Linked DNA regions of Mus musculus: region 1 is linked to region 2. A link is a loop called in an ENCODE intact Hi-C map of the cell type or tissue named here. Cell type or tissue: left cerebral cortex. All regions are shown on one strand. Each heading gives the region's core, and the rest is flanking DNA. Links, peaks and the distances in the headings are about the cores only.

Region 1 (7,656 bases), core at 2,177-6,176, 100 kb before region 2:
CTTACTGTAGATATGACCAGGAGTTTGGGAGAAAGTGGTAGGTATTTGGCTGGATAGAAAATTTTCCCTTGGATCCTTTATCTAGCTCCTCTACTGGGGAACCTGTGGAGATGAAGAGGTTTGTAATCCCATAGGAGGAGGAACAATATGAACCAACTAGTATCCCCAGAGATCCCAGGGACTAAATCACCAATCAAAGAGTACACCTGGAGGAACCCATGGCTCCAGCTGCATATGTAGCAGAAGATGGCCTTGTCTGGCATCAATGGAAGGAGAAGCCTTTGGTCCTATGAAGGCTCGATGTCCCAGTGTAGGGGAATGCCAGGATCAGGAAGCAGGAGTGGGTGGATTGGTAAGCAGGGGGAGGGAGTATGGGATAGGGGGGTTTTGGAGGGGAAACCAGGAAAGGGGATAACATTTGAAATGTAAATAAATAAAATATCTAATTAAAAATGAAGAATGAAAGATTTTCCTTGCATATGGTGTCAAGACCATTTGTGACCTAGTACAAATGTGTCCAAAGGACTTTATTCTGTTACAACCATAGGCATGTTATTTTTCCCTCTCATAAAATGTTCTTTATCCACTGTTATCTGGTAAAATTCTAAACATCCTATTTCCAACTATACCCAGGGAGGTAATTAGGATCATATCTCTTAAATATGTTTTAATGGAACCAACTACTTCCCTTGAATAGGGGTGTGCTGTGTGTGTTATGTGACTACTGCACTAATCCTTCACTCTCTATTTATTCTGCATCCCCATAAACTATAGATTCTACGACAGTAAGAGTTATTCTGTGTTGATCATTGAATTTCTACTACCTTTCTGTGTTGGGGTAAGTGAGAGACATTCAGTAAATATTTGTCAGTGAAGGAGGGAAGGGAGAAAGGAAGAGAGGGAGGAAGAGAGAGGAGAAGTAGAGAGAAGAAGAGAGGAAGAGAGGGAGGGAGAAGAAAAAGGGAAGGGCAGAGGAAGATGGGAAAGAGAATGAACGAGAAGGGAGGAAGGGAGAACGGAGAATGAGAGAGGGAAAATAAGGAAGGCATGGGAAGAGACAGGATCAGGGAGGGAGGAAAGGAGAGAATAGTGAGAGTGAGAAGGGGTGGGGGAAGGGAGTGAGACTAACAAGAGGGGTGGGAGCAAAGGGACCTTGGAAAGAAGGGTAATCAGTAGAGGTGTTTTTATTAATGGTGACATTCCACACAGAAGTTCTGATTTCCTTGACGCTGGTTTTCTTGCTGTCAAGATTCCTCCATTTTTGAACCATGAGGGGTCAGTTCCTACAGATCTCTGAAATCTCTAAAACTTTTCTAATTGTCTTCCCGCCAAGGTTTAAAGTAAATGGAATCAGAGTTGCTTCCTAACAAAAGGTTTTATGTCTGTGTTTCTCAGATGAGTATATATGAGTACATAGGCCTGGTGAGAATGTGGTTCGGCTCAGTAGGGTTGGAGTCTGTGATCATGCACCAAGCTTTTAGATGACATTATGGATGGACCTTTAGGAGCTATCTTGTTCTGAGAAAGACCTGGATTATGTATCACATTCCAGCTGAATGGCTGTTCAGTTTGGCTCAACGATATGAAACTCGACTCCTGGAGGAAAGAGTGAATCCCCTCGGCTGTGCTTTGGTCTTCCCAGCTGACTTGAGTCATCCCACTCAGTGACCTCATCTCCTTTCATATCTGAATGTTCCAGCTATGCCCACAGCACCAGGAACATCTGTGAGATTTATTTTCTGCATAACTACTTGCTTTTATATTTTGGGGGTTAACATGTTTTGTTTTAATGTTATGAGACCATCTGTGCCTGGTTTAAAACTCACATTAATAGATCAGTTGACTGAAATGTGAGTATCAGAGTTTATTTTCCCAAGACAATACATGAACTACCCAAACCATGACTAGCAATCAACCTTCTCAAGATTCTATAAATGCTCCTGACCTTAAATATTAATGTGTAGAAAATTATTATAATAATTTACTTTTGGATCACTCTTTGTACCCTACTAAACCTTCTGATGTCTGTCGGTTCATTCTGCGGTCAAATCCTTTATGCTTAACTCTTCATCATTGTACCGGTGTATCGCACTTCCCAGTACTATGCAGTACATCACTGTGAGCCCAGCTGGTCTCCACTCCAGGAACCATAGGCTTACATAGGAACCCTATGCAGAGACACCTGTCCTTTCAAGAGCCATGAAAGCCAAGAGCATTGCACAATCACTTGCACTGATCAATAAGTTCAAAACTGAATCTATTTCATCAAGTCTCTTCTGCTCCACAGAGAACTCTAACATGATATCACAACTTTACATGACATCCCATGACCTGGACTTTGTGTGTAAAAATATTTAATTTCCCCTAAGGAAGAAGAAAATTTCCACCGTTCAAATCAAAATAGACTCCATCATCCTAGACACTCACCAATATTTGAAAGAAGAAAATACGGCACATGTACACAGTGGAGTGCTGCTCAGATATAAAGAGAATAAAATTATGCCATTACTAAATGAAACTGGGACTGTTTGGGAGCGTATGAGGACCAGAATGGAGACAGGGAACTGTGAGCAGGTATTGGTATGATGTATGTGTATAAAAATGACATATTAAAATTCATAATTTTGTACAATATATAAATTCTGCCTGTATATACATGTCATTTTTTCAGGAGTTTTACACACTTCTCTTTAGAGGGACAAAGGTGTGCCATATCTTCTTCAATGAAAATTAGACTTCTATTTCCCATTGTTCCCTTCCTTCTGCTTCACCTGTGTCTTACTCTTAGCATTCTGGGTCTTGCCAGAACACCCCTTTTGGCTTCAGGTGAGATGAAGTTCTACTTGAAATCAACTATGGAGCTAATAAGGGCTCTATTGCTGATGGAATCCAACAATTAGAGTGGGCCTAAGCGTTCCCTCTGAGAAATAGAAAACGCCTGTAAGGTAATCAGAGATGTTTAATATTTAAAAGTGTATCACGTGTTTTTAGTACACCAGGATAACAAAGATGTTCTTCATGAGGAAAAGAGTTTGAAGGGAACAGAAACTTTTAGGAAAATTTGGAGAGCAAGAAAACTCTGAACTGCATCAGGAAGGAACGGAAAAGGGAAAAGTTGGACTACCGTCTGTTTACACTCTGTTCAGTGTTCTATATAGTTCAGGAGATTCAGTGTCTAACCCTGAAATGTGATATTGCTGCCTGGAAGAGGGAGACAACTGAAATATTCTACCTCATAGCATGCGTCAGGGGCACAGGTCAGTCTTTGTGCTGTTTTTGTAAACTCTCTACATTGGACTAATGTCCATAGTCACACTCTATCTGAGTGCCAATTTCTCAGTTTTTAGAAGACTCCCTTTATGAATACTCAGTAGATAGCCAGAAGTCAGCAAAACCCAAGAAAACTGAGCTTAGAAATGTGCCAAATATTCGTAGAAGTTTGCCAAGTTTCTTGAGAAATCCCAGACATTTCTGTGTTGGGAATTTTCTAGAAAACAGTTATACCTTGCTATCTGCAGTTCTCAGGCAACACTAACGCAAAACCCACAAGAGAGTTCATACAGCCTTTCAAACAGGAAAGACTGCCCAGGTGCTGGCAGAGCTGCTATATTCTGTCCACTCATGCAATTGGCAAAACTGTAATGTTAGCAGACATAGTGACATTGAATAAAGTTACATTAGATTCAGGCTCACCTTCTCAGTTCCACTAGTCAGATTTCAAGGGCCACATGTGGCATGATTACCACATTAATGGCAGATTAGAAACTATTTCTGTCATCACAAAAAGTTCTATTGAAAATCTCTGGTAGAGAAGATGTAGCTGGTCTTTTGTAGCTTATAAATCCCTAGTCCCTGCCCACACACCATCTGTGTTAGTTAGAATAACAAGCATGGACGCCTGGACCAGAACAGTTACCCTTGTATGCAGATCACAATAATGAGGGTGGCATTTGAAATGAAATGGGGTTAGGAGTGGGGGACTGGCTGAATCCAGTGTTCACCCACCAACAGATGAAGCCAGAAACACAATGGAAAACCCTGATAAAGAATTGTGGGCTGAAGAGAGCTGGCAGACAGATGGCACTCAGGCTTCTCGTTCCCCAAACTCCCACTTGGTTATACTTCTGGACAGGACAGTTCTCTGTTCATAAATCCTTTACTGTTTACCCATGCAGAATTTTCTGCCCAGAATCTAGAACCCAGTGAATGTTCTGAGGGCAGAATCCAGAAGTATCCAGGGAAATCAACAGCATGAATTTACCTTTCTAGCAGGTCTACTAAGAATAAGCCAGCCAGAATAACTATAGACCTCTACTTGAGAACAAGGTGTTCCCGAGGTCAAGTAAAATATCTAGCTTGCCTAAATCCATTTGTCTGTTGGAAACAGTTGATCTGAAGTTGTTGGGTTTATGTTTCTTGAGTTTAAGGAGGTTCAGATTAGGAAAGAGAGAAGAGGGGGCGCACCACGGGATGCAATACAAATGGAAGAAACCCTGCATGCTGTTCCTCCACCAGCACTATAGTTTTTCCCAGTCTATTTGGATCGAAAGAGGCCAGTCATCTCTGGGATCTCTGGGATTTTCTGCAGTGCATCATAAGGAACAGCCTTAGGTACATTTGATCATTTCAGTCTTTCAGCCAACTTATAGAGTAGGGGATATTATTATTCCCATTTTACAGTCTGAATTAGAGACATGAAGAGTAGAAATGCCCAGGACCACACACCTTACAGGTTACAGCAATGGACTCTGCCCTCAGGAATGAACAGTTCAGCATCTTTATGCTTCACCAGCTTTCTTCACCTGTAACCCAGCTGGAGAATGACAAGCTAATTGGATGTAAAAGATGGTTTTCAGGTGAAGGCACATTATAAAGAAGACATAAATCATGCTTTGATTGTGGCTGGAGCTGGTGTGCCTATTGAAACCAAATCACTGACCATAATGATTTCATAAATCAAAACTCAGATCATCAGCAAGAGGTTTCTAAGTAATATGTGTTGACCAACTCAACTGACTTTTCCCTCTCCTTATCTACAGACCAGAAGCAGGGAGATAGTAACACAACTGTGAAAATAGAAAACAAACCAGGCACAGGCAAGCAAGGATCTGGATTTGTCAATGAAGCTACTGAGAGGAGCCTGTTCAACCAGCCTGTGATATGCTTGCCCTGCTCTAGGAAAGATTGCATGAATAAAAAGTATAAGGTTTCTACCCCTGGACTCTGGAATTCAAGCTTTTTGGGTAGAAAATTTGCTAAGACAGCACTGAGGAAACCCTCTGCTCCAGTCAGATGCCAGAGAAAGACAGTGGTCTGTAACTTCTCATGGAGTTCACTTCTGGTAAAAAGCCACACCCTAAGAATCTTAGACTATACTATTATAAGCAGCAATGTAAATGTCACGGTTCACCAGAGGACTATGTGACATCTGTTCTGCACCCTGCTGTACAGATTGTCACTTTCCCTCCTAAATGATTTCCTCAATTCACAGGTGGTTTGGGGAAGGTTGACATTTTCCTGAGACCTCTTCTCCTCCCTCTCCCTCTCCCTCTCCCTCTCCCTCTCCCTCTCCCTCTCCCTCTCCCTCTCCCTCTCCCTCTCCCTCTCCCTCCGCCTCTCCCTCTCCCTCTCCCTCTCCCTCTCCCTCCCCCTCCGCCTCTCCCTCTCCCTCTCCCTCTCCCTCTCCCTCCCCTCCCCCTCCCCCTCCCCCATTTCCTCCACACATGTCCTTCAGTCAGAGTTTCAGTATCCAGGACCTGTGCATTTATCACTCCACTGTCCATTTGCTCTCCTAACTACTTCCAGTTCTTAAATGTCAAAACCCTCAGAATCTACATTTCAGGATATATATAACATAGAACCAAGGGTCAGTAAGTTTGCATCTGAATTAGGCACTTGATAGCAGGAGATATTAATAAGTGCTTAGTAAGTGTGTAATATAGATAAGAATACTACTGAATGAGGTAGGTTCTTCTGTGGATAGCAGTGTCCCCGGGATCAACAGAGTAAAGCGCCATGCCCACGTACACTAGTTGAGGAGATGCTGGTCATTAGAATTCCCAAGTCATCATTTAAAAAAAGGACATACCTTCTTCCTTCTGTTCATGCCAGTAGAGATGCATAGAAATAAACAAAGCTATTATACCCTTGGTCTTAAAATAACAATAATTCAAAATGATATCATACCTTTTAATTTAATCAAATTGTAAGGTATTATGGATCACAGAATTCCTTGAACGAACAGAATAATAAGATATTGATGGGACTCACACAAAGTGATGGGTATCTGCCCTGCTAAGATTTGGTGTTTTTGGCAAAGTAGCCGCAAAAAAGCCTGGAAATATAGTTCAGTTCAGGCCCCTCATAGAGTCTCTAGTGCCCACGTAGCCATCCACAGGAATTGAAGACAGGACCAGTTGCTTAATGACGTAATTCTGAAGGATTCTTCAAGTTTGAGAATTTTGAAAACAAATGCAGACACGAATAAGACAATTGCTATATTAATGTGTTGTTCGAAATATATTCTTGATTGTTTAAAGAGTTTGTACTGTTTAAACAAATCTTGCCGTTGAGAGGAGCATCTCTGCTTCCTGATAACACAGATGTATCTCTGGGAGCCTCTTGAGTCACTTGCTGTCTAAAACATCTGGCCAATAATACAGAACAGCACTCTGTTCACATGAGTTAGTTTACATTACACATTTGAACAGAGATTTTAATACATTGAACTATTTTCTTGTCACTTTTTAATCTAGAGAAATGTAATGTATAAATTTACAGACTGAGATTAAATTATTTGAGTTTAAAACTAATAATTTCAAACAGGACAGAGTATTAGTTGAAGTCCCTTTGAATGTGAAAAATTTATATTTTTCTAATTTTGAACATACAAGATCAACTATGTTCCAGTTGTATAACCACACATATAAGAGAGTATAGGGAGAACTAGTTGGTTTATAAAAAAAAAAAAAAAAAACAACAATGAGGACCCAAAGTTGTGTGAACATGGAATGGTGGTGGATGTGGTAGGAGGTGGAGGTAAAGATATTCATTCAACATATAATCTATGAAAATGTCAAAGGACCTTTAAAACTGTCGTTTTAAAGATATTTGTAAATAACTTTAAATTAAAAGCTTGCATGAATAAAAACTATAAGGTTTTTACCTCTGGTCTCTGAAATTCAGAGCTTATTGGGTAGAAAATTTGCTAAGACAGGAGTAGAGGAGTAGATTGTAGAATTTAATAAATACTGATGGTTAATGTTTTAAAAATCTGGATAATCTTTCTGTTAGCTGACATCTCCAGGAAGAGTGGAAACCCTTCATTCATAATAATCTTGGGTTTTGTATTCTATTTATCTCCTCTCCCAGATAGCCATTAAAAAGTGAGATAGTGACTGCAGGTGGAGCCAAAATATGTTGTCTAAACCCTATAGGAATATACCACAACATGACTGCCTTGGTTTTGTTTCCACAGGAAACTGTCTGAAATGGGGAAAGAGGCAGGTGGAGGCTTCTCCCATATGTATATGCAATGCCTGCAGGGTAGGGCATGAAGGAAAACAGAGAGGAAAAACTAGAAACGTCGAGGATAAGAGAATAACAGAAAGCCACAGTGTCCGCAAAGCAAAATAAAATTAAACCACCCACCCTGCA
Region 2 (7,656 bases), core at 1,573-5,572:
CCAGAAAAAGTTTATTAAAACATTCAATGCTTGCTTAAAGTACACAAGAATATCAGTCTGTAGGTACACAACACAAATGCATTAAAAAGCTATAGAAAAATAATAGATGTTGAAAATAAGAGAGTCAAAGCCAAGAAAAGACCATTTCTTGTTTGATATTAATACCTACCATATGCTACTTTTAATAGAAATCAGACTTTATTTTCACAATAAAGTCAATTTTATTTTCCCAATAAAAACATAGTTATTTGCTGTGGCTGGGTATGGTGATAAAAAAAAAAAGCCAATAAACTAATTTAGTAAGAGAAGAAAGAAAAATTGGAAAAAATGTATAATGAACTTCAAAGTGAACACTAAGATGGAATATGACTCTGTCTGTGTGTATGGCAGTCACACACACACACACACACACACACACACACCCCATCATCATCACCACCACCACCATCATCATCATCCTTTCAGTTACTCATTTTACCAGTAACTCTAAAAATAATCATCATAAGGCATTTTGCAGGATTACATGAGATATAAAAAAAATGTTTAAGAGCTAAGTATGCTGGTGCACATTTGTAAATGATATTTGTAAATGCATTTGTAAATGGAAGCAAGGGGAAACTGGAAGATGAAGATAACTATTTCAAGGCTGCTTTCTCAAAATAAAAAAAATTAAGACCTAATTAAGGTGACTTTAGATGCTTTATCCAGCAGTGAACTTATAGAAGATGAAACTGTAGTTCACTCTGTCACTTAGTGATAATTGGCTGATCTGTTCTTAAAGGATTCCTTCACCCAGCAGAGTCCACAGACCCAGGCCAGTATGGGCAGTATTACCTTCAGCTCACAATAGGAAATCACAATGTCTGAGAACAACTGTGTAAGAAGGTTGATGTCACCTGGCAATGGCACAGAATCCCATGACTAGGGTTATCTGAGACTAGGAGTGTAATAACAAATACCAGGAGTTAATGCCCTATAAGTCTCTTCATCTTATTTTTCAGTATTTTATTTTCATTGTAACTTTAAATGGATTATTCACACTGGATTGGGGAGAGGATACTGTCTCTTTGGTGATAAAATTTTTTAAAAAGCCGTGGGGAAAATAATTTTAAAATCTCAGAGTCCAGGGAGATAGCTCTACTCTAAGGTAAAATGGGGGCCAGCAAAGGAACTGACGTGTTGAAGGGAACTTGGGAGATAAGATTTCAAGAGAGGGATTTAAGATGTGTTTTAGGAAAGAAAAACAGCTTGAATTGCAAGTGTATTTGCAAGGAAGCATAAGTGACAAGTGGGATACTGGAGAACTGAGGCTCGGGCCAGTGTTCAAAGAGAGCATCAGTCATTTAGCAAAAGATGAAATAGCATATGAGTTATCCGGGTTGCACAGACCTTTAAGAGGTGTAAAATGCACTGAAAATGACCTCCTAGAGCACAGAGGGCCAACTGGGCTACTATAGTAGCACAGAAGGCAGAAGAGGGTTACTTCACGGGAGGTGAGAATCCACAGCAAGGCAACAGCTAACGTCAGGGAGACTTTATGATTTTTACTTTATTTGCTGATTAGATTTTAACTGAAGCCAGTGCTTGAGAAAGACGAGAAGGGCTAAATTTAGGTGATTCTGAGACTGGAACTGCAGAAATCTGAAATCAAAAGCTACATGATTTAAGAAGAAGATGGAAGATGGGCCTGTTCTGTTCTGAATGTGAAATGTCCCCCATAAGCTCATGTGTTTGGACACTTGGTTCCTACTGGTAGTAGTGTTTGAGAAAGTTGTGGAATTTTGCTAGGGGGAGCCTTGTTGGAGGAATTGGGTCACTGTGGGTGGAGTTTGAGGTGCTGCAGTCCCACTTCCTGATTCTCTCTGTGCTTCCTAAATGCCTATGCACTGCTGGCAGCCAGCCTCCTGCTCCTAGCATCACACCTTCCCTTCCTGCTTCCTTCTCTTCCATGCATAATAGACTTCAACTCTTTGGATCAGAAAGATGGCTTACAAATGCAGACGTAAGTGCTCCCTTCCCACTTATTTCTTCCTTGGTGCCCCGGCATAAGGCATTCCATTGCACTGAGAGAACGTTCTCTGACATAACAAGACTTGCCACATACGTAGAGCTCCTGGGGAAGCGGCTGAGACTGAATCAGAGGACTCTGTTGCTCATAACTAGATCTGTGTAGCTTCTGATTCTTATCCTTTCTAGTTCTTTCCCCATTGTCCTTTAGTTACATGTTTGACCCAAGAGATTCCAAATTAAAGGGTGGCTCGGGTGTTGACTGCAGTGTTTTGTATTTGTTACTAAAGAGAGGGAGGTTGAACATGAGATGCTGCCTTACTAATTTCAAGCTCTTTAACTGTGAATTTATTGTACCTTGAAACCCTTGAATTTACTGGACTCATATTAGGCTGCCTGTTAAAGAAAGTCATTCCTGGGTGCTAGAAAGATGCTTGCTGGTTAGAGTGCATGCTGCACTTGCAGAAGATCTGAGCCCAGTTTGTACCTCATCCAGCAGCTCACAGATATCTGTAACATCAGCTCCAAGGTGTGCTTCTGACCCCCACAAGCACCCAAGCATGTGTTCCTACACACAGAGGGAAAAGAGCACACACATACATACACATACAGAGAGAGAGAGACAGAGACAGAGAGACAGAGAGAGACAGAGACAGAGAGAACAGGAGAGAGACCTATACACAGAGAGAAGGGACACACATAAACATATACACACATACACTCACACACATCTATACACATGTACACACACATACACATACACTCAAACATATATACACACAAACATACACTCATACACATACATATACCTAAATACACACACCCACACATATACTCATACACATATATACATATAGATATGCACACCCATACATAAACACACATACACAGCTGAATATATGAATATATATACATACATACATATATATATGAGAGAGAGTGAGAGTGAGAAAGAGAGAGAGAGAAAGAGAGAAAATGAACACACACATCAGAGAGAGATCTTTGAGGGTTTTCTGTTTGTCTTTAAGAAACCCACTCCTACTGCTACATGCTCACGTGGCATCTCAAGGCATATCCCTCTTCCTACAGGGAGGACTTTCCACACAGAGCCTTTACCCTGCTCACAACTTCCTTCAAAGCATTTGTCTTTCAAATCCCTCTTTTCTCATTTCCTCTCCGATGCAGCAACCCCTCCCGTGGGTGCACAACAAAACTCCAGGAAGCTGCAACCCAGGCTGCACAGGAAGCAGAAAGCCATGGAGAGCCAGGTCTCTTGCATCAGACTGGTTTATTAAATAATTCATTTAACAACTTCTTCCAAGACCCTGGTGCTACTTAATTACTTGCTTGCTTTCTTCTCTCTCTTTTCAACTTTCCTTTAATTGAAAATCCAAGCCAGGCATGTCACAGCCTGGGAAGTCAGATCGCTTGGAGACATCTTCTGACTGTCTCATTAGGTGTCCAGTCACTGAGAAATGTATGATGCTTGAAGAAAAGGATGCAGTAGTAAACAACTACATAAAAAAATTAGATTTTCCAACAATGCCTAACAAGGAAAACAGAACTCAGTTTTGTCCTTAATGAGGGAAGCAATGTCCATCAGCCATACTGGTGTTCTGGGAGTGCAAGCATGATTCTGGCAAATGAAGACTGTAACACATTGTGGTATCAGTAATAGTCAGGACACACACCAAGATGAAGACATGACCTGTACATCCTTCTTACCTTAAGGAACTGTGAGAGCAAGTGGAGAGTCTGAACTTTGTAATTTAAGAATGGCGAGAACCCATGTAGCAATTTGAGTCTGAAATAGTAAACCAGTGCTATGAGTCAGGAAAATGATTTGATTTGCATAAAATTTTGTGGGTTTCAAGAACAGCTGGGTTCTTAGGGTTCCCAGACACAGTGATGATGCTCAGCAGTGGCCAAAACAGATATGCCAGAAACCCACAAGTTCTTTGTAAAAATGCCTGTTCTGAGGGCTACAAATGCTTACCTTAAACAAACAAACAAACAAACAAACAAACAAACAAAAACCTGTTCATTACAGAAATAAAAACGAAAATTCTAGAGAATCAAAGTGAAGCCAAACCACCCAAATAAAACAACCTGACTCCACCGTGCCACTGAGCATTTGGGGTTCATAAAACTCTTCCAATTCTTATACAAGTAGCCACTGCTCTATGGAGCTATGTTTTTCTCAAGAGGAAAATGGAGCTTAGAGATGCTCAAATGTTTGGGAGTGCCATCTTTCCTAGGGCCACACAAGCGTCAGGTAGGAAGAATAGAAGTTCTGTGCTTTCCCAGGGTTTAAATGTATGGCATTTTAGCTCTTGAGTCAAAACTGTGATGATGGATAAGAGGCACAGATGGGTTGAGGAGCTGAGGCTTGGGCTAGAGTGGGAGGGGCTACAGAGTTGCTGGGCTCCTCCTGACCCTGCACAGGGATCTCTTTGCTCAGCATCCTTGAAGTCATGTCCTGGTATCATCCTAGCCCTGTATTAGCTTTGGAAACCTGGATGAAACATTGATGGTCCCTCAAGAGTGGCTATGAAGTCACTACTGCAAGCAAAGTGCTCAACATTCTGAGTTTCAGTCATTGAATTGCTCCTTTACAATTTAATTTTCCTTTCAACTCCCATGGTTCATCTGATCTATCAGCTTCTGTGCTGGTAAGTACAGAAAGAATCCATGCAAGCACCATGACTAAGTCTTTGAAGTACAGCCTAGAGGATGAGTCCTAGAATTAAAACTAATTAATGCTGTTTCTATTACTATGACTTAGTTATGCACTAAATCAAAGCCACAGCTCCTCCTCTCTGTCAGAGGTACAACCTCATCCAGCTGCAGGGAAGATCTAGGGCATTCTCATTACTTTGACTTAACGAACTGTATAGGCTTTATAGTCTGCGGTCTGTGTGTGTGTGTGCATTTGGATGTGTATGTTCATGTATATGTACATGCTTGAGTATATGTACATGTGTGCGTATAGAGTGTGTGCTACGTGTCTGTGCCTGTGTGTATGTGTATGTATGTGCATGCATGTGTTGGGGTATGCATGTACGGGTCTGTCTTGTTGTGTGTGTGTGTGTGTGTGTGTGTGTGTGTGTGTGTACGTGCTTGTATGTGTTTGTGTCTGTGGTATATGTGTATGTATGTATATATATATATACTATATTATTATATATTATTGGTAATAATAAATTATATTATTTATATTATATATTATTATATTATTATGTATATATATTACTGATATATATATATATATGTGTGTGTGTTTGTGTGTGTGTGTGTGTGTGTGTGTGTGTGTGTGTGTGTGTGTGTGCGTGCGCATGCGAGCGTGTGTGTACGTACGGGCTTTGACTTTCTTTCTCAGTAGAGGAAGCATGCTTTCTACTTCAGAATAGAACTGGCTTCACCTCTTTCTGTATTGTGTTGGTAATTTCCAATCCATTCTGTTCTTCCTCTGTTAAGGCCTAGATAAAATATTAAATCCTAGGTAGAATGTTACCTAGATAGCCTGCCATTATAAGGAAATTTTTTCATGTTTCTGCAGTTAGTAGAAAACTTTCTAATGCCAAGATTGACTACATATTCTGTTATGTTCTTTGCCTCTGGAAACCAGCCATGATAGAAGTCAGTAGGACTGTTTTGTGTAGTTACCCACAATAAGCTTGGACTTGAACCAGCCACTCGACAGCATTTCCTGCACCTGTGCGGAAGCTTTACAGTATAAGCTTCCTAGGATGGACCCAACATAAGAGAGACACCTGCACCAATACAAGGAACTATTTGCAATAAGACTTCCATCTTGAGTAGCAGTCCAGTAAAGTTTAAGTTCTCAAGATCTTCCTGGGAACTGACATTCTACTTGAAAGATGACATGTGCATTAGTACCTGACATCCTGGTTGACAAGCTAAAACATGAATGTTAGACAAGTCTCATCCTGGTAAACAAGTTAAGATATGATTATTAGACAAGGCAAGTTCCCTGTCAGAGTTGAATACCCCAAGGAGCAGGATAAGTGTACAACAAAGACATGCTACTAAGGAAATCCCCTGTCTTTAAATCCTGATTGTTGAAATAACTCAGCCCAGATGTTGGCGAATTTGGGGCTTACAATCCTTGTAGGATCTTAACTCAGGGTCATGGTTCAGTTGCTAAATCTGAACCATGATCCTGGGCAACTTGAGATGTGGCCTCAATAAATTATCCCTGTCTGACTGAAATCAGTGTTTGTGTGGTTTGTGAGCCAATTTCTGGATCCCAATATCTTGAAGATCATCTACTTTTCTACTGCAGTGTATGCCCCCTGTCCTAACGTAGAGGCTCACAGCTGCATCAAGTGGGCTTCTGACCTGATCCCATAGCTCTCCTTTCCATACCTCTCTATCTTTTCCTGGCTTGGTTATATCTATCTTTACATAGCTCACTGGGAAATTGCCCGAAGTGAGAAATTTCCTGACCCTTTGTAGCATCTAAACACGGCTTTCGTCTTCTCCTTTTTGACACACTATTAGGCAATTTTTAAAGTTTCACTGAGTTTTTTCTGTAACTTGAAATTGATGATTCCTCTTCTGTCAGATTCTAAAAGGAAGCAAAGTGAAGCCATTGCAACTAGTTTATCTCTTGTGGTTGTGTAGGTGCTGCCTTCCTCTTGCTTGATAAGAGAGGCATGGCATTTTAATACCGCCCTCCCCTCCACTTCACAGCAAGACTTTTTAACTTTCCAACATGATAGTTTTAATTAGCCACAGAAACTTGCCTTCCTCCCCGTCCCTCCCTCAACAATGTCCAAAGGAAAATGATGTGGACTACAAGTGTGAGCTGTATATGGAACTTCAAATTTTCCTCTTCTATTTTCTTATTTTGGTTTATTGAGACAGGAGCTTTCGATGTAGTCCAGGCCAGGCTCAAACTCCTGTGTCTGTCTCCCCAGTACTGAGATTATAGACATATTTCATCATGCAAAATGAGAGGAGAAAATAATTTTAATGACACATCATTTTAATATATTGTTCTTTTATCATTTTATCCAAGATATTTTGTCACCACTTAATATAAAATATTTTAAACATATTTTCTGTTTTAAGTTTTGTATTAAAGCTGTAAATTTTGACATATATTCTGTAATTGAAGTAACCCTACTAGCCTCAATTCGAGGGCTGATCTCATATTTGTATCTGTTGCATGTGACTGCAGGCTGCAACATTTGGCAGCACAGTAACACACAATGAATCTTTCTCTTCTTGAATTTTGTCATTTTTTTCCTCTTTTAGAATAACATCAATAGTTCACTTTCCAAGAATCCTACTGATTGCTTTATTTCTGTAATCACTTGAAATCACTCAAACTCTTCTGTTGTGTTACTACCTGTAGGTGGAAAGTCTTAGATGTTGTCTCAGGCTTGCTAACAATATCCAACAGACAGGTTTTGTTTTGTTTTTACTGCTCCAATTTTTTTCTTGTAGTCAAATTTTGTACTTACTTACTGTCTCATTTTGATGTCTGATAGTCTTTGTGCGATCATATCTAAAAGGAAAAGACTCAGGTACTAGCATAAACAAGAATTGATAAGAAGCCGCTGCCAGGCTAAGAGCAAGAAGCCTTGAGCTGGGTCAAGGTATGTGAAGAATCCTGTTTCT

What was found. Hi-C counts contacts between places; a loop is a spot of excess contacts. Peaks named below come from ENCODE experiments on the same cell type or tissue, not always from the same donor. Only the 100,000 strongest peaks of a DNase experiment are listed, where the experiment ranks them.
Region 1: a loop joins it to region 2, with 2.0 times the contacts of the local background. A loop is called at or near these places in 1 of 42 quality-filtered maps.

What each region holds. Positions count from the first base shown.
Region 1 is chr14:15,305,018-15,312,673 of GRCm38, reverse strand. It overlaps Gm31658 (a long non-coding RNA gene), which reads right to left and starts at 4,162. Exons shown (of 3, transcript XR_383097.4): 1 at 4,006-4,162. It overlaps Gm31577 (a long non-coding RNA gene), which reads left to right. Exons shown (of 6, transcript XR_001781177.1): 5 at 775-838; 6 at 1,553-2,568. In left cerebral cortex, for the core only: no CTCF peak of the experiment used is centred there; a DNase peak (open chromatin) is centred at 3,949.
Region 2 is chr14:15,200,037-15,207,692 of GRCm38, reverse strand. No RefSeq gene overlaps it. Among named protein-coding and RNA genes, the nearest start is that of Gm31658, 100 kb to the left of the region's middle. In left cerebral cortex, for the core only: no CTCF peak of the experiment used is centred there; DNase peaks (open chromatin) are centred at 1,930 and 3,774.